2 separate regions of the Homo sapiens genome follow, and region 1 is linked to region 2. A link is a loop called in an ENCODE intact Hi-C map of the cell type or tissue named here. Cell type or tissue: HCT116. All regions are shown on one strand. Each heading gives the region's core, and the rest is flanking DNA. Links, peaks and the distances in the headings are about the cores only. Region 1 overlaps ARHGEF7 (Rho guanine nucleotide exchange factor 7). Region 2 overlaps LOC105370364 (a long non-coding RNA gene).

What was found. Peaks named below come from ENCODE experiments on the same cell type or tissue, not always from the same donor. Only the 100,000 strongest peaks of a DNase experiment are listed, where the experiment ranks them.
Region 1: it touches region 2 in a loop (8-fold over the local background); 7 of 110 quality-filtered maps call a loop at or near these places.

The regions. Positions count from the first base shown.
Region 1 is chr13:111,218,444-111,228,177 of GRCh38, forward strand. All of the region lies in intron 5 of ARHGEF7 (Rho guanine nucleotide exchange factor 7), which reads left to right. Among named protein-coding and RNA genes, the nearest start is that of ARHGEF7-AS1, 75 kb to the left of the region's middle. In HCT116, for the core only: a CTCF peak has its summit at 5,145 (motif pointing left); a DNase peak (open chromatin) is centred at 5,118.
Region 2 is chr13:110,939,186-110,948,919 of GRCh38, forward strand. It overlaps LOC105370364 (a long non-coding RNA gene), which reads right to left. Exons shown (of 3, transcript XR_931732.3): 3 at 6,271-6,364. It also overlaps the pseudogene PARP1P1. Among named protein-coding and RNA genes, the nearest start is that of LINC00431, 22 kb to the right of the region's middle. RefSeq lists an enhancer at 3,147-3,396. In HCT116, for the core only: a CTCF peak has its summit at 5,309 (motif pointing right); a DNase peak (open chromatin) is centred at 5,286; H3K27ac peaks cover 1,219 bases.

The DNA.
Region 1 (9,734 bases), core at 767-8,766, 280 kb after region 2:
GTGCTTCTTGTGGAAGCGTGTGGGTGGGTGGACAGAGGTGGGGGGTGGGATTTGTGAAGGGAACAATCATGTGTGTCACTTTACTTGCATCCTGCCCTGTAGTTGAAAAACACCGTTGTATACTACAGTTCCTCAGATTCTGCTGGGGAAAGAGTGACTTACAGAGAATAGCTGATACACAGGGAGCTGTGGAAAGGACATGATACAAAATTGTAGCTCTGCTCTAGGGCTTGGGTGACTGAGCCTCAGAGCCACAGGTGTTTCATATGGAAAATGAGGATGATAGTTCTCCCTTGTGCGGTCTTGTGGGGTTGAATTGTTAAGGTTTATACTATGTGTATGGAGTCTGGCAGAGTAGGAGCTCAGGGAATGTTAATGGCTGCTATTGTTTTTCTAAGGTAGCAAGAAAAAAAGATTTACAAATGGGAATATGACAATTTTGATGTAAAAATATTTTCTCAGTGACCTCAGAAAACAAGTATTTTAATAAGGCAGATGGCAGCCCTTATTTGTAAACTTCTCTGGTGTTGGAATTTTTAGGAACAGCACCTGCCTGTTCTTATTGTATGTATATGTATACATATATGTAAAGCAGTTCGCCATTTTTACCAGTTCTAAGTGTACTGTTCAGTAGCACTAGGTACATTCACAGTTTTATAACCATCACCACCGTTTATCTCCAGAACTGTTTCTTCTCAAACTGAATTCTGTTCCCATTAAACAGTCCCCATTCCCCTCCCCAGCCCCTGCCCTCTACCATTCTGCTTTCTGTCTCTGAATTTGATTACCGTTGGTGCTTCGTGTAAGTGCAGTCATTTTGTCTTTTGACTGCTTATTTCATTCAGCATAAAGTGCTGGAGGGTTTTCCATGCTGTAGCATATGACAGAGTTACCTTCCTTTGTAAGGCTGAATAATATTTCATCATATGTATGTACAACATTGTGTGTTGATGGGAACTTGGGTTACTTTCACCTCTTGGCTATGTGAATAATGCTGCTAGGAGCATGGTTGTGTAAGTATTTGAGTCCTTGCTTTTCAGTTCTTTTCTGTATATACCCAGAAGTGGAATTGCTGGGTCAGATGGTGGTTCTGTGATTAAGTCTGGAGGAACTGCCACGTGGTTTTCCCCAGCGGCTGGACCATGTCGCATTCCCACAAGCAGTGCACAGGGTTCTGCTGCTTCTGTGTTCTCGCCAACTTGTTTTTTTTTTTCTTAAAGTAATAGCCATCCTGTTGGATGTGAAGTTGCTACTGTTTTTTGTAGTTGTTAATAATGATAATTTAAAAGGCAGTATTTTTTATTATAATAAATCGACTTGGGCAGAATTTTTTTCCGGCTGCTTGTTATGTTCCAGTTAATGTATAAAGTACTTTCCATTTGCAACTTCAGTTCTCCTCATAACCCTTGAAGACAAGTATTGCTGGGATATTAAGAAGGGGGTGGGTTGCAAGTACATGACATCCTTTAAAAAAATCCGTTCATGTGTAGAGCCCACTGAGAGCGCGGCACTGGCACCATGCTGAGGCGTGGAAATGTCAACTTGATAGACATCACTGTTAGGAGATGCAGTTTAGTCTGTGACTCAGTTGGATGGCACTGGCCTGCATGAGCCTTCCTGGAGACCTAGGGCTAGGGCAGGCCCGGTCCATCCTGTGAGCCCATCTCCTAGCCCAGCCCCACCAGTTGGAGAGATCTTTTTCCTGGGAACCAATGAGAGCAGCCCTGGGCCGAGAGGCCTGAGGTGGCGCCAGTGGACTTTCCAGGAGGACACTTGAGCCAGGGCAGAGGAAGGAGGACCTCGTTCGTTGCTCACCTTTGCCAAGGAGAGTTGAGGTTACAGAACTGCTAAGTGGGACGCACCTTTGGAGTAGGGACAGACGCTTGTTCCAGCTGGTCTTTCTGACTTTCTTTAATTCTTAAGTGAACTCCTCCTTTAAGTGTGAATCCTGGACTGACTCTGAACCACCACAGTAAGAGTGCAGGTGAGTGGGGTTTTACTTTTCATGTATTTCTCCTTGTGGATTTTTTAGAAGTAACCCAGAGCAAGGAAATTACGCTGAAAAGATGGGGTTTGTGGATCTCAAAATCCTCTCCAGTTGGAAGTGATTTTCAGACACATTTGAATGTCGTCAGTGTCATCTGCCGTGGGAATTTGTCTTGCAGTATGCTGTTACCCCTGATAGCCCACAGGAAGGCATCGTGAGCCCCCGCTTTTGAGTGGACTGTGGGCCCTTGAGCTGGCAGCAGCAGAGGACGCCCTCCAAAGGACCGGCAGGGCGTGTTTAGAAACATGGCTCTCATGAGGAACAGTGCTCTCACTTTGTTCTACCCGAAGCCACTACTCATGTCTTAGGCGTGTCTGAGCGTGTGTGCGTGCCCGGTTTCAACGTATGTGCGTGTACATGGTGTGTTGCCATCAAGGAGCTCTTTGCAGGGGCCACACGGAATCCATAGGTGTATTAGGGTGCTTTAGAGGGACAGAACTAATAGTATTCTCCTGTTAGTTATATATATAGATATAGATAGATATATAGATATGAAGGGAACTTTATTAAGGGGAGTTTATTATATATACATGTTATATATATATAAAGGGGAGATATATATATATCTACATATACATATATACATATACATCCCCCTATTGTGGGACCTTGTGATCATGTAAGTTAATACCTAATAAACTCCCTTTCATATATATATAGATATATATGTCTATATATATCTATATAGATATATATGTCTATATATATCTATATAGATATATATGTCTATATATATCTATATAGATATATATGTCTATATATATCTATATAGATATATATGTCTATATATATCTATATAGATATATATGTCTATATATATCTATATATAGATATATATGTCTATATATATCTATATATATGTCTATATATATATCTATATATATATCTATATATATAGATGTCTATATATCTATATATATAGATGTCTATATATCTATATATAGATATATATATCTATATATATAGATATATAGACATCTATATATATAGATATATATAGACATATATATATCTATATATATAGATATATATCTATATATATCTATATATAGATACATATCTATATATCTATATATATAGATACATATCTATATATATCTATATATAGATATATATCTCCCCTTTATATGTATATATATATGTATCTCCCCTTTATATATATATATAACATGTATATATAATAAACTCCCCTTAATAAACCCCTTGATATATCTATCTGTATCTATCTATATATACAGCTAATAGGAGAATATTATTAGTTCTGTCCCTCTATTACTTCTGTCCCTCTAAAGAACCCTCATACACCTATGGATTCATATATGTATGTATATGTGTACGTGTACGTATATGTGTATATGTATACAAGGTCCCACGATAGGCCATCTACAGGCTGAGGAGCAAGGAGAGCCAGTCCGAGTCTCAAAACTGAAGAAATTGGAGGCTGATGTTTGAGGGCAAGAAGCATCCAGCATGGGAGAAAGATGTAGGCTGGGAGGCTAGGTCAGTCTCGCCTTTTCACGTTTTTCTGCCTGCTTTATATTTGCTGGAAGCTGATTAGGTGGTGCCCAGCAGCTTAAGGGTGGGTCTGCCTTTCCCAGTTCACGGACTCAAATGTGAATCTCCTTTAGCAACACCCTCACAGACACACCCAGGATTAATGCTTTGTGTCCTTCAATCCAATCAAGTTGGCACTGAGTATTAACCATCACAATAGGGTTTGTGCCAAACTGAGACCTAAGTAACTTTGGAAAATTTCCCTTTTTTTCCTGTTTATTTTTTAAAATTCAAGAAATGTCATTTTTGAGCATATTAGTGATGCATTTGCTAAACTTTATCTGATGGTTGAACCAAAGGAATAACCTTCTGTCCCTGTTGTTCTCTAATTACCTAAGCATATTGTATGGAAAGTCATGCTAGTTTTATTTTAGTTTATTTATTTTTAATTTTATTTTACTATTTTATTTTGAGATGGAGTTTCACTCTTGTTGCCCAGGCTGGAGTGCAGTGATGCTCACTGCAACCTTTGCTTCCTGGGTTCAAGCGATTCTCCTGCCCCAGCCTCCCGAGTAGCTGGGATTATAGGCACGTGCCACCATGCCTGGCTAATTTTTGTATTTTTAGTAGAGATAGGGTTTTACCATGTTGGCAGGCTGGTCTTGAACTTCTGACCTCAAGTGATCCACCTGCCTCAGCCTCCCAAAGTGCTGGGATTACAGGCGTGAGCCACCACGCCCAGCCCAGTCTGAGTTTAACCGTGGGCATTTGAGGCAAGTGTGAAACCACATTTTTTACCGTGTTACTCTAGAGCAGTTAAGAATAAAACTCTAGGATCACAATTACATTCAGTACAGCAGACTTCCCTCTCACCTCTGGCTTTGCGTAATGTGGTTACAAGTACCTGCAGTCAACTGTGGTTCGAAACAGGTGAGAACAATACAGTAAGATATCTTGAGAGAAGAGACCACATTCACATAACTTTAGTTATAGTATATTGTTATAATTGTTCTATTTCATTATTAGTTGTTGTTAATCCATTATTGTACCTAATTTCCAGATTAAACACACATAGGTATGTATAGATGGGAAAACATAGTATATATAGGGTTGGTATATATACAGAGATATAGCTGCAGTTTCAGACATCCAGTGGGCAGTCTTGTGGGTACCCCCGTGGATAAGGGTGGGCGGCTATATTGCATTTTTTCCAGTAGTTTATGTGGCTTTCTGATTTTGGAATTAGGTTTCCTTTTTTGAAGAGTGTGTTAAATGTATTTTGATTTATAGTTAATTAGTGCTTGATTTTTCTGAAAACAAAATTGTGCCAGGTTCCAAACTTAGAGACTTCTCTGACCATCATGTTAGGATCATTTCTTTATTCATGAAAACACTGACTTCCTTTAAATTGAGGGTTTCTCTTCTGAATTATATTTTAATTTGATGTACAAATAGTTTTACTGAGTAAACAAGAACTGAAGTTTTTCTCTAAATGGCACTTTTTTAGGCTGTTTATCTCCAGATAAATTGACCAGATGGTCCAATTCACCTCTCCTGCTTCCCTGGGGAAGTGTAGCCATTGGTGGTTTGCCCTCTTGTGGTCGGAGATGGAATTGTTCTTGTCAAGGTTCACCGTTGTGTTGGTGCTTTTAACCTGTGGTGTAGGATTTCTTGTTTGAATAGTCCCTCTTTGAAGACAGATAAAATGTTCTAGGATTCTGTAATAACGATCTTTCTAATGCTTGTGTCAAAAGCATTGTATATTATTCCTGAATATGTACAGTACAGTCTTATGGAAGGTAAATAATTGTCACTTAGCATTTATTTTCTGTGCACCTTTTTTGGTTAGGTAAAACCCATGGATTTCTATAGCATTTTTTTTTTTTTTTTGAGACAGAGTCTTGCTCTGTTGCCCAGGCTGGAGTGCAGTGGCATAATCTCAGCTCACTGCAACCTCCACCTCCTGGGTTCAAGCGATTCTCCTACCCCAGCCTCCCAAGTAGCTGGGATTACAGGTGCCCGCCACCACGCCCGGCTAATTTGTGTATTTTTAGTAGAGACAGGGTTTCACCATGTCAGCCAGGCTGGCCTCGAACACCTGACCTTGTCATCTGCCCGCCTCAGCCTCCCAAAGTGCTGGGATTACAGGCATGAGCCACCGCAGCCAGCGTCTACAGCATTTTTTACAGGCTGATATGTATTTGTGTTTCACACCCACCCACCCACCCTCACTCTTACTCCCTTGCTTCAGAATTTCCTAAATTCAAGGGAGAAGTTAAGGAGAGAAGCAGCAAGGTCCATTCTGGAAGTGAGTGGTGATGGTGGTTGCTGTGATTGGATAGAAGTGGAGGCACTCAGCTGCATGTGGCACACACGGTTAGCAGCTGTGAGAACACACCTCGTGCTCTGTGTGCTTCCAAGACCAGTTTTCTGTGTGTGCATGTGGACTCAGGCTTTTTTAGATGATTATTTCTAATGTGCTGACTTTAGTCATTCTCCTATTTCTGGACAGCTTATTATCTGTTGTAAAGACATTTCTTTTAAATGCTGTTTTGGGGGCTGGTTAGCTTGAGATGATGACTGTCTGTGTTTGGCAGTGATGTGAGAGCTTAAATGGGACTGTCATTTGCTGATCCACAGATCTTTAACGACATTGCCACTTTTTAAGTTGGTCACTTTTAAATATTTTTTACTTATTTTTGACATAAAGCAACACGCAGCTGAATTTTGGATGTCGTTATTAATTTAGCTGTGGAGGAACAGTGTTTGATGTGAGTATAATCTGTGCGGGGAAAAGGACAAAAGTACCCCAGAACCTTGCCTTCCTTCGTGCCACTGGATGTGAGCTTGTGCTGTAGTCCTTCCTCCTCTCCGGTGAGGATTGGGTTTGGATGGGACACATGAGGCTGCATTACAGGATGGACCTCTCAGCACTATTGTTTCAAGATGTAATTGTTTTTAAACAAGAGAGAAGAACATAAATTAGAAGATATGGGCCCCCCGAGGCAGGCGTAGGGAGCGTATTATAGCATTATGTACAAAGGGGTCTTGGAGTAGATGGTTTGGAAATGTTTCTGGCGTGTGAAAGTGAATATTTTCCTAGATTGGTATACCGAGCATGTCCTCACTGCAATGTGGCTGCCTCCCGTTGTCGGTGATGATTACACATCTTCCGTTTCAGGAGCACGTCCCATAGACCAGCTGACTTAGAGTAATTAGGGGTCAGGTTGTTAGTCTTCCAGTATTAGAGCTTCTCTTTTTTAAAAAAGTTTTATTTGCATTTATGCTTAAGTAATTGTATTACTTACATGCCACATGCTTGTAGCATGTGATAGCCAGTAGACGGAAGAGCTCATGTGGGGAAGAGCACAGGCCACCCACTCCCACAGCCCTGATCCAGGGAGAGGCGTTACTCACCTCCTCTCCTCTCCTACGTAGCTGCCTCGCAACTCTTCACAGTATGCAGAGACTTCTCTGCTTAGATTTATAGGGCGTATCTCACTTTATTGCACTTTGCTTGTTTTTTTGTTTTTTTTTTTTTCTCTTACAAATGGAAGGCTTGTGGCAACACTGTTGGTGCCATTTTTCCAGCACCATGTGCCCACTTGTCCCAGTGCTTCATTTGGGTAATTCTTGCACGATTTCACAGCTTTTCATTATTGTATCCGTTATGGTGATCTGTGATCAGGGACCTTTGGTGTTACTGTTAGAATTGTTTTGGGGTGCCATGAACCATGCCCATGTAAGATGGCAGACTTAATTGATAAATGTTGTGTGTATTCTGACTGCCCTACTGACCGGGAATTCCCCATGTTTTTCCCCAGGCCACTCATTCCCTGAGACACAAAAATACTGAAATTAAACCAGTTTATAACCTTACTATGGCCTCTTAAGTGTTCAAATGAAAGGAAGAGTTGCATGTCTCTCACTTTAAATAAAAAGCTAGAAACGATTAACCTTAGTGAGGAAGGCATGTAGAAAGGTGAGACAGGCTGAAAGCTAGGCCTGTTGCACCAGTCAGTCGTGAATACAAATGAAAAGCTCTTGAAGGAAATTATAAGTGCTACTCCAGTGAACACATGAATGATAAGCAATGAAACCACCTTATTGCTGATATGGAGAAAGTTTGAGTGGTGTGGATAGAAGATCAAACCAGCCACAACATTTCCTTAAGGGCAAAGCCTAATCTCTTCAATTCTATGAAGACTGAGAGGTGAGGAAGCTGCAGAAAAAGAGTTTGAAGCTAATGGAGGTTAGTGCATGAGGTTGAAGGAAAGAAGCCGTCTCCAGAACATGATGAAAGTGCAGGGTGAAGCAGCACGTGCTGACGGAGAAGCTGCAGCAAGTCATCCAGAAGATCTAGCTGACATCATCGGTGAAGGTGGCCACACCAACAGGCTGACTCTCTGGTCTGGGGTTAATGTAGCTGGTGACTGAGTTGAAGCCAATTCTCATTTACCATTCTGAAAATCCTAGTACCCTTAAGAATTATGCTTAACCAACTTTGCCTCTCTGCGCTGTAAGTTAGAACAACAAAGCCTGGATGGTGGCACATCTGCTTGTGTCATGGTTTGCTGAATATTTTAAGCCCACTTTAGAGACCTCCCACTCAGGAAAAAAAGATTCCCTTGAGCATGTTACTGCTTATTGACAGTGTACCTAATCACCCAAGAGCTTTGAGGGAGACATACAAAGAAATTAATGTTGTTTTCATGCTGCTAACACAGCATCCATACTGCAGCTCATGGGTCAAGGATTAATTTAGATTTTTGGGTCTTAGCATTTAAGGAATACATTTTGTAAGGCCATAAATAGTGGTTCCTCTAATGGATCTAGGCAAAGTAATTTGAAAACCTTCTGGAAAGGATTTACCCCTTTAGATGCTGTTAAGAACATTTGTGATTTATGGGAGGAGGTTAAAATATCAACATCAACAGGAGTTTGGAAGACATTGATTCTAACCCTGATGGATGACCTTAGGGCCTCAGGACTTCAGTTTAGGAAGGAACTACCTGTGTGGTGGGAACAGCAAGAGAACTAAAATTGGAAGTGGAGCCTGGAGATGTGACTGAACTGCTGCAGTCTCATGAGAAAACTTGAATGGATGAAGAGTTGCTCCTTATGGCTGAGCAAAGAATGTGGTTTCTTGAAATAGAATCTACCCTTGCTGAAGTGCCGTGAACATTGTTGAAATAACAAAAGATTTAGACTGTTGCAAAAAGTTAGTTGATAAAGTGGTAGCAGGGTTTGAGAAGATTGACTCTTAATTTTGTAAGAAGTTGTATGTGTGTAAAATGCTACCAAATAGCATCTCACGCTCCAGAGAAATCTTTCATGAAAGGAAGAATCAGTTGATACTGGCACACTTCATTGTCTTGTTTCAAGAAGTGTCCATAGCCACCGCAGCCTTCTGCAGCCACTGATCAGTCAGCAGCCATCCATATCAAGGCAAGACCCTCTACAAAGAGATTACAGCTTGCTGAAGGCTCAGATGATTGTTAGCATTTTTTTAGAAACTTTTTTTTTAACTAAGGAATGTACTTTTTTTAAAGACAGTGCAATTGCAAACTTAATAGACTACAGTATAGTGTAAACATAGCTTTTATATGCAGTAGGAAACAAATTTGTGTGACTCACTGTATTGCCATGGTCTGAAACCAAGCCCTCAGCAACTTCAGGGTCTCCCTGTGTACCCCGTTTGACTTACCTTCTTCCTCCTACTTTCTTCTAGGTTTGTTCTTTGTGATTAATTTGTTCTTCTGTTGGTTTCCTCTGTTGGTGTGCTAAACGAGATGCTTTAGTCTTATTTGTATTTCAGTGACATTTGGCAGATACCTCCTGATGCCCCATTTTGTTCCGTGAAGATTCACCTTGACCCTTTTCTCTATCCTCCCACATTCTGCCTTTACTCACCTGTATCTTCCTGTTGCATTGTCAAGGTTGTTCACAGTTACACCAGTTACACTTGGCTCTAAAGCCACACCCAGCATCCATTCCCCAAATACTTACTTTGGTGAGCACTGTTGTGGAAACTGAGAAACACAGCAGTGGGAAAACCAAGAGTGTCTTCCCAGAAGTTATGAAGCACATCTGAGGTGTCCTGCACGGCACATGAGGTAAGCGTGCAGGTCTGTGCTCTCTGCTCTCTACTGGCATCCAAAAAAGAGGAGGGGGCGCTTTTATAGAATGAAAG
Region 2 (9,734 bases), core at 1,046-9,045:
GGAAGTATGTTAAGAACACTCATGCAACCAACCACACACGATGCATATGACTTGGAAGTCATTGATAGCTTTAAGATAGAGTGTGAAGAGGAGTGCCAGCACTACAAGCCCTTTAAGCAGCTTCATAACTGAAGGTTGCTGTGGCATGGGTCCAGGACCACCAACTTTGCTGGGATCCTGTCCCTGGGTCTTTGGATAGCCCTGCCTGAAGCACCTGTGATGGGCTACATGTTTGGTAAAGTGATCTATTTCGCTGATCTTGTCTCCAAGAGTGCCAACGACTGCCATACATCTTAGGAAGACCCAATAGGGTTAATCCTGTCGGAAGAAGTTGCCCTTGGAAACGTGTGTGAACTGAAGCATGCTTCACATATCAGCAAGTTACCCAAGGGCAAGCACAGTGTCAAAGGTTTGGGCAAAACTACTCCTGACCTTTCAGCTAGTATCCCACTGGATGGTGTAGAGGTTCCTCTTGGGACCAGGGTTTCATCTGGTGTGAATGACACCTGTCTACTGTATAATGAGTACATTGTCTATGATATTGCTCAGGTAAATCTGAAATATCTGCTGAAACTGAAATTCAATTTTAAGACCTCCTTGTGGTAATTGGGAGAGGTGGCTGAGTCACACACGGTGACTCTGGTATTAATTCACCCTAAGCGCTTCTGCACCAACTCACCTGGCTGGCTAAGTTGCTGGTGGGTAGTACCTGTACTAAACCTCCTCAGAAAGGATTTTGCAGAAATGCATTAAAAGCTTTTTCCCAAATTTTTTAGTCTCTTGTTTTGTGTTGTGTTTGTGGGGAGGGGTTGTTTTTGTTTTTTCTTGCCAGGTAGATAAAACTGACAAGCTGGAGAGAGATTCTGTTTGCATGGATTAGTCCTCTGGAAAAAACCAAGCTGTGCTACAATATCTGCCTTAGTGGTTTCCCCAGGGAAGAAAAAATATGTTTCCACCCTTTTTTTTTGTTTGTTTGTCTTTAGTTTTGATTTTGGAAAGATGTTAAGCATTTATTTTTAGTTAAAAATAAAAATTGATTTCATACTAAAAAAAAGATGGGTTATTGAAACCCTGTATGTCACCATACAATACTCCAGTTCTCCCAGTAAAGAAACCAGATGGGTCATACAGATTAGTGCAAAATCTAAGGTCTATACATAAAATTGTCCAAACTTGACATCTTGTGGTGCCTAACCCCTACACCCACCTTAATAAAATACTCTATAAACATAAGTGGTTCAGCATAGTGGATCTGAAAGATGCATTCTGGCCATGTCCCCTAGACTCTAAGAGTAGGGACCTCTTTGCCTTTGAATGAAAAACCTCATAACTGGGAGAAAGCAGAGGTATCACTGGACTGTGCTGCCACAAGTTTTCACGGAAGCCCCAAACTTACTTGGTCAAGTCTTAGAAAAAGTTCTGGAGGAATTCCAACCATCCAAAGAAACCCAGCTGTTACAATATGTGGATGATCTTCTAATTTCTGGGGAAAGGAGGGCCGAGGTATCAGAAGCCACCATAAGCTTACTTAATTTCCTAGGGGAAAAGGGGTTGCGAGTCTCCAAAACCAAATCGCAATTTGTAGGAGAAGTTAAATATTTAGGACACCTAATTAGTGAAGGAAAGCAGAGAATAAACGCAGAGAGAATATCGGGAATAGTGGGTCTGCCCTTGCCTAAGACAAAGAGAGAACTCCAAAACTTTTTAGGTTTAACTGGCTACTGTAGGTTATGGATGGACTCATATGTTCAAAGGACAAAGATTCTGTATTTTAAGTTACTAAAAAGGGAACCCAACCCCTTGCAAAGGTCCCCAGAAGAAATTAAGGCAGTGGAGGATTTAAAGCAAGCCCTCACACAGCCCCAGTCCTGGCCCTCCTATCTTTAAATAAAACGTTTCATCTGTCTGTAACAGACCAGGCCCTTGGGGTGCTCATTCAAACCTGGTGGGGTGGAGGGGGTGGGCGGGAAAGAGGCAACCTGTTGCTTTTATCTCCAAGCTTCTCAATTCTGTCTCAAGAGGGTTTATAATTGCTTATGGAAGTATTTTTAGAATTGTTGCTTTAAAATCATGTCAGATATCATCTCAGTGTTCACATCTGTATTGGTTCCCTAGGGCTGCCATAACAAAGCAACACAAACTGTGTGGCCTAAAACAACATAAATTTATTCTCTCACAGTTTTGGAGGCCAGAAGACAGATCAAGGTGTCAGCAGGGCTATACTCTCTCCAGAGGGTCTTCCATGGAAGATTGCATTCATTGCTTTTTCCTTCTGGTGACTGACAGCATTCCTGGACTTGGGGCTGCATAGGTCCAGTCTCTGCCTCCATCTTCATATGGCCTTCTCCTTTTCTCTGACTCAAATCTCCTTTTGCCTTCCTCTTATGGGGACATGTGTTGGCGAATTTGGAACCCAGGGTTATCAAATCTCAAAAGCCTCAACTTAATTACATCTATGAAGATCTTACTTCCTAGTAAGGCTGTATTTGTAGGTTCCAAAAGGTGGACATAGCTTATCTTTTTGTGGGCCACTGTTTCAACCCACTACAGCATCTGTTTATTGTCTTTTCTTATTCAAGTTGCAATCATCCTAGTTCCTGGTATATTCAGCAGTTTTGAAATCATGCCCCGAACATTTTCAGCATCATGTTGTAAGACTGTGGGTCCTCTTCAGTCTTTTTGGACAGGCACTTACCTGTTTATGCATTGCATGTAGGCATGGGTGGGGGTGGATGTTCAGTTCCCTGCTGGGCCCTGCCAGTATGGGAAGGAGGTGGGGCAGAATTTGGCTGTGACTGGCATTGCCACTAGCATTGCTCCCTCATTGCCACTGGGTGAGGATGAAAATTTGGCTGCCAAGGACCCAACATGTTGATTCAGCTGTTTTTTGATACTGTCACTTAGATTGGAAACATTTTTATGTGACCAAAATATTAAATTATTAAAGTTTTAGTTTTGAAAATTACTGTAATGAGAGATGTTATAAGATTTAGGGGTAGAACAGGAAAGGAAAAGGTCAAGCACACTTGTTCAACCTATAGCGAGATAATGAAAGAGAATTTGTATATTTTGTCTTTTATATGGCTTGGCTGTTTCCCCACCCAAATCTTATCTTGAATTTGTAGCTCTCATAATTCCTATGTGTTGTGGGAGGGACCTGGTGGGAGATAATTGAATCACGGGGGCAGTTTCCCCCACACTGCTCTCAGGGTAGTGAATAAGTCTCATGAGATTTGATGACTTCATAAGGGGTTTTCCCTTTCACTCATTCTCTCATTCTCTCTTGTCTGCAGCCAGGTAGGACATGCCTTTCACTTTCTGCCATGATTTGAGGCCTCCCCAGCCACATGGAGCTGTGAGTCCATTAAACCTCTTTTTCTCTATAAACTATCCACTCTCAGGTATGTCTTTATCAGCAGCATGAAAACGGACTAATACAGTCTTATCTGGGGTCAGTATGGTGTCAGAGCATTCCCTGGGGGAAAATTGATTCCATCAAAATATCCTGATTGGCAAACAATGATGCGGTCATGATTTTAAGAAATTTAGTGGGGAGATTGTGGCTTCTGGATTGGAAGGCCTGGGCTGGAATGTTGATCCCCACTGACCACTGGCCACATGATGGTGTGACGGTGAGTAAGTTGTTGGTTATCTCTGAGTCCTCAGTCTTCCTCATATAAAGTGGAGGTGATGTCTATCTAACAGCACTTTTGTGAGGATTCAGTGATGTAATGTGCATGGGAACAATTCATCAATCACAAAAAATGTTTCTTGGAAGTCAAGTATAAAGCCAAAAGACAAAGAAAATAATTCACATTGAAATAGTCACTTTTTGAAATATCCAGTTGTTGAGGGGAGAGCTGAGGAAAAACTAAAAATTAAAAAAAGAACAACAACAAAAATGAAGTCCAGATGTGGTGGCTCATGCCTGTAATCCCAGCACTTTGGGAGGCCAAGGTGGGTGGATCACCTGAGGTCAGGAGTTCGAGACCAGCCTGGCCAACATGGCAAAAACCTGTCTCTACTAAAAATACAGAAATTAGCTGGGCGTGGTGGCGGGTACCTGTATAGTCCCAGCTACTTGGGAGGCTGAGGCAGGAGAATCGCTTGAAGCTGGGAGGCAGAGGTTGCAGTGAGCCGAGATCACACCACTGCACTCCAGCCTGGGTGACAGAGCAAGACTCCGTCTCAAAAATAAATAAATAAATAACTAAATAAACAGTGAAATATCCATTTGTTGATCCATTTATTGATAAACAATTATGGAATGGTTTAGTAGAAATAGGATAGTGTTGGGCATCAGAAATATTTGCATCCTGCCCTGCTACCGACTTACTGGAAGGGCAAACAAAGGACTGAGGGATTCGAATCAGAGACTGTTTTTACTGGAATAGCCCTTCCAGGCCTTTCATGCAACCCCTTGTGTCCAGATGAGAAAACTGAGGCAGCGACTAGTGACTCACTAGTTACTGAGTAAGTCAGTAGCAGGACATCATGGAAAGAGGTGATGGGACATTTTTGTCTTTTCAGAAGAGAGCACAGCTGGAATTACAAATAAAATGGCATCATTTGATTCCATTTCTAACCGCCTTTGGAATGGTGTTTTGGAAAGAACACCAATCCATTGCTAAGACTGTCCCTAGGGAACAAAAGTTCTCTATCTAGAGATGTTCTAAGATACGATCATGAACTTCTCCTGCCTTTCTGGAGAAATGGGAAAAATCACACACTTTAATGTAAATAACACCCCCCAGCCTGATCATATCAATGTGTTGAACAGAGGTAGGTACAGCTTGTCTACAGCCAGAACCAGTTTGCATACAAAAACTTGCAACAAGCTGACAGTTGCTGAAAGAAAGGTTCTTGTTTCCCAGAGAATGTTGGTGAGTCGAGTCCTTTGCAGGTGAAATACTGATGACAGGGTTTATCTCTACAAGTCTTTGCCAGCTCCCCAACGACCTTCCATTCTCTCTTCACCATAACTTTTTCCCTTTTGATAAACTGGAATTTCAATGCATTGAAAATTTCTTGAAAGTGAGTCATTTCCTGGGAATTGGAAAGCGTTTTGTTTTTTGTTTTGTTTTGTTTTGTTTTCCTCTGTAGAGACTTTGGTTTCCTTCAGGGCTGACATTCAAAATACTGTTAACAACCTTTGAGTTTGGCCCCTGGTCGTGACTAGCCTGACTACACAGAGGCAGAATATGAGCCCTGGCTTTCTGTGACACTCAACCCAGACACTTTGGTAATGCTGTTCCCTCTCCACACCACAAAAGCGCAAAGAGCCCTTGCTGAGCACCAGGAGGCAGTGGTGTTCTCTGTGTGCACACATATTCTGCACCTGTGTATGTGTGTTTTGCAATGTGCTGCAGTAGGAAAGGGTGAGAGGGCAGACTTTCCTAGACTCTGTTCTTAGACATAATCCATCACGGGCTGTGATGGTGAATCTTATGTGTCAACTTGACTGGGCCACAGGGTGCCTGTGATATCCTGAGATATTCAGTCAAACATTCTCCTGGGTGTGTCTGTAAGGGTGTTTTGGGAGAGATTCGCATTTGAGTGTGTAGCTTGATTGTAGCAGACGGGGCTCCCTAGATGGGTGGTGGGTGTCCTCCAACTCTGAAAGCCTGAACAGGACAGAGGCTGGCTCTGCTCTGAATACACGGAACTCCTCCTGCCTGCCTGCAGCTGGGACATGGGCTGTTTCCTGCCTTAAGACTGGAACTGAAACATTAGCTCTTCCTGAGTCTCCAGCTTGTAGACTCTGCAGGTCTTGGGACTTGTCAGCCTCCATAATCACATGAGCCAATTCCATATTATAAATATCTCACACACACGCACATACACACACGCATATATTCACACACACAAATACACATGCACACACACACCACACATACACTCACGCACACACATCCACACACACGCACACACACATGCACACGCACACACACATGCACACGCACACATACACGCACATCCTATTAGTTTCCCTAGAGAACGCTGACAAATACGCAGGCTCTGAGGTTATGTTTCTTCAAAGCTTATGCTATCAGACAATAGCAAGCTTCGAATGCTGTTATTTTCCAGAGTTAATTAGGTTTTCATCTCTTTTTATTAAGGAAAAAAACCATGTTGCCTCTAACTTAATATTTAAATATGTTTATTTTGTTTGTCATCCTTAGAATAAGACAGTTTTCCTTTATACAGAATGTTCCATAATTCGGCGTCTGCCCCAAGGGTGGGAGTGAGTGGAGAGTGCAGGCTCTGCCGGCGGCCCTAGTCCTAGCCTGGCGTGGCGTCCGCCTGTAGTAACTGGCTCTCAGTACACTTTCATGCAGCTTTCTCTTCTGCTTTAGATGATCTCCTGTTGGAAAGAACAGAGTTTCTTGAGAAACTGGGTGTTTCATTAACTGTTCTTAGAGCCTATGTTTCAGACCCACCGTGGCTCACTCCACCAATAAGCATGGGCTGTGAGGCTGACGGGTGTGGCTGGTAGCATTAGACTCCCCTTCTTTGAGTGTCCACGCCCCACACAGATGCCTTCTTAGGGCTGCACAGGGTGGCCTTCCCCAGGTGCAGGGGGTGAGTACCAAGCGCTCCCTGTGTGCCGGGCCCTGCACTCAACCCTCTGCAGACAGCATCTCCTTCCATCTCCTCAACACCCAGTACAGGTGCTGTGATTATCCCACTTTGAAGATGAAGAAGGCTTAGGATGCGCGGTCATTTGCCCAAGGTCTTCCCAAGGTCACACAGCTCATAGGGGCCAAGTTGGGATTGGAACCCAGGTCAGACCGGCTCCAAGCCTGTGCTCCAGCCCCACCCAGCCCCCAACAGAGCCTGATCCTCTGGCTCTATGAGTGGGTGTGGGGCTCAGGGAGCAGAATTCTTGCTTTCAGTTTCCCAGGAAGGCGCTGGGTGACTGGAAGGAGAGACAGGGAGAGGCACCTTGAATGGAATGAGGCCGGTTGGTCATCTGAGTGGGAGGTGCTGGGATGGCCCCTGGGGGTGCTCCGGGTGTGCTAGGATTCAAGAGGCCCAGAGAGGGCCAGGCTGGCATGGGCATGGGGGTGGGGGCTCAGATGAGCCTGGCAGCGTGCAGTGTGAGGGGAGATGGGCACCAGCAGGATTGGGGGGACACCAGGGGACAGGAGGAACTGAGCCCTCAGTTGTGGAGGGAGGGGAGAGCCCTGTGGATGTGTCCGGGGCAGGAGGACGGAGGGGGCGCTGGCTGCGTCAGGCTGCCTTTGGCTCTCCTGTGGGGCCACCCTGTCCAGTGTCATTTCCCCTGCATTCTCCCTCAAAACCCATTGACAACTCCAAGCTTGGCGGAGCTGGGCTGGTCCTCCTCCTCCTCCCCTCACAGCGGCCGGCTGTGGATCTCATTCCTGGGATGTCAGTACCAGGAGGTTGGGGACTCCTGGTTCTTCACTGTCCAACATTGCCAGGGCTCTGGAAGTCCCCACTGTCACCTCCGGGGCTTCTGTTGCCGACGGCCACACCTAGAGGTGCTGGTGACGTACAGGAGCTTCATCAGTGCAGAGGCCCCTGTCTTTTGCTGTTAGAGTTATAGGAGAATTTGTGGTTCTCCCTGCAGAACAGTCAAGTCCCAGGGAACTGGAATCTTGACAAGGTCAATCATGAAATTGTATCTAAAGCAGCAGAGGTTGTCCTGGACAGCAGCACAATCTGGGAAATTGGCTGTAGCTTGAACGACCGCTCACTGCCCTTTCTACACCGCGTGTGTTGGCCTGGTCCCTGCTGCTGGGGCACGAGCAGACCTTGTGGCCTGGGGTTTTGTGGTCCTGGGACTGACACTGGCCTGGCAAAGTCTGAACATGGGGGGCTAGGGGCCCCACTTCAGAGAAGCTCCTGGCCTGTGCTCGATGACAACTGGTGTAGCAGGGAGGTCTCCAGCGACGCTTCCCGGGACCGTCCTCTTCGGCATTTTAACAAAGGACGAGCTGGCCGGCTTCCCACGCTTGTGGACAGTGAGGGGCTGGGAGCAGCAGCCGACAGGCTGGATGGAAAAGTCAGAACCCCAATGCTTTAAGAGGGGACAGGGAGGCCCACCTAACTGTTCTCTAGCAGGTAAGCTCCCAGGCAGGGCTCTCTGTTTTATGTAGAAACCCCAGAGCCTAGGACAGTGCCTGGCACGTGGTGGGTGCTTGGGAAGCACCAGTGGAGGTGAGTGAAGGTGACAGGGTCTCAATGTCTGGCTCTGTGCTCGGGCTATGAAAAGCCAGCCATGTGGCTCGGCAATGGCTCATTTGCCAAAGTCTTTGGAGTTCACAGACAGCAGCTCGGGATTCATGGTGTGACGCGCTCCAGACGGAGGGTCTCAGGCTGCGTGGACGGGCAAGTGCTGCAGGGTATGGGGGGAGGGGCTGGGCACACTGGGCTGCCATGTGACTCAGGGATACCGGGAGGACAAGAGGGCTGTCAGCCTCACCCAGGACTGGCTCCCAGGTGTTCTGGAAAGCTCTGAGAAGCCTGGGGCCAGGGACAGAAGCCACAGGATCTGCATGGCCAACTCTTAGCAGGTGGACAGTGGTGGAGCTGTGTGAACAGGGAGTGGAGAAGGGCTGGACTGGGGGTCCCCACCCCACGAGAGGGTGGGGGGCCTCCTGAAGGGGGTGTGGGGGCCCTTTCTGGGCCTGTCATGGGGGAGAAGGCTCCCGTCATCACATGGTTGAGACCCTTGAGTAGGTGGGTGCTGGCAGCCTTGTGAGTCCTGATTATTCCTGGGCTGAGAAGAGAGAGCGTGCTTTCATTGATGTGGCCTGCGACTCCTTGAATTTGGACTTGTTGGGACAGGTGAATGTCTGGACGGGGCTCCCGTGGAGCTCAGGCGGGTCCACCTGGGGGCTGGACTCACTTGCTCTTCCTGGAGCTGCTCAGAGACACACGTGTCTGCTGAGTGGGAAAAGAAATCCCCTAGCAGCAACCATTCTGGCACTTAACTGTCATCAGAAGGGTCTCACATTCTGTTTACCTAAAGCTCTTGGAAGAGTGTCAATGACCTTTTCCAGAGCTGTGAGGCTTTTCATCTCACACATTGTTTCTCTCTCCTCTTCTGTGGAAAAAATTCAGGACAATGATCAAGATTTGACAAAAAATGATGACTTAACTCCAAGCTCTTGTTTTTCCTTTCAGCCAGGCCATGGGGCTCTAGACCCCAGGCCATTAGCTTCGACCCTGCCCAGTCCCAGAGAGCCACCATAAACCTTGTTCCACGCCCCATCAGCTCCAACAGATGCTGAGAGAATTGGTTGGATCTGAGAGTGTAGACCTACCACCCTCTGTCTCTTCACCGGCAAGTGAAGTGAAGTCACTGCTGTGTGCCACTTTTCCTTTATCTTCTGAGACCATTCTTGGAACGTCCATTAGAATATGATTGATGTCATTAAGAAGCCAAATATAAAAGACTATGCCAAAAAAGATCAGCATCAGAACAAGGAGAAATCACATGATAGGCTCCATCTTCCCTCGTCGTCATGTCTGCAGATTTTCCATTGTGTAAGGAAGCTAGCCTAGCCCCAGGAGCAGAGCCAGTGAGTGTCTGCAGGTTTTCCATTGTGTAAGGAAGCTAGCCTAACCAGGGGATGAAAGGGGTCAGTGTCCACAGGGTTTTCCCTGCTGTAACAACTGAGAGTTTTTCGTTCCTTTGAGCCCCACTTTGAAAACTCTCTGCCTCATAACTGCAGGGTGCGGGGCCCAGGGCCGGTTCTGCAGAG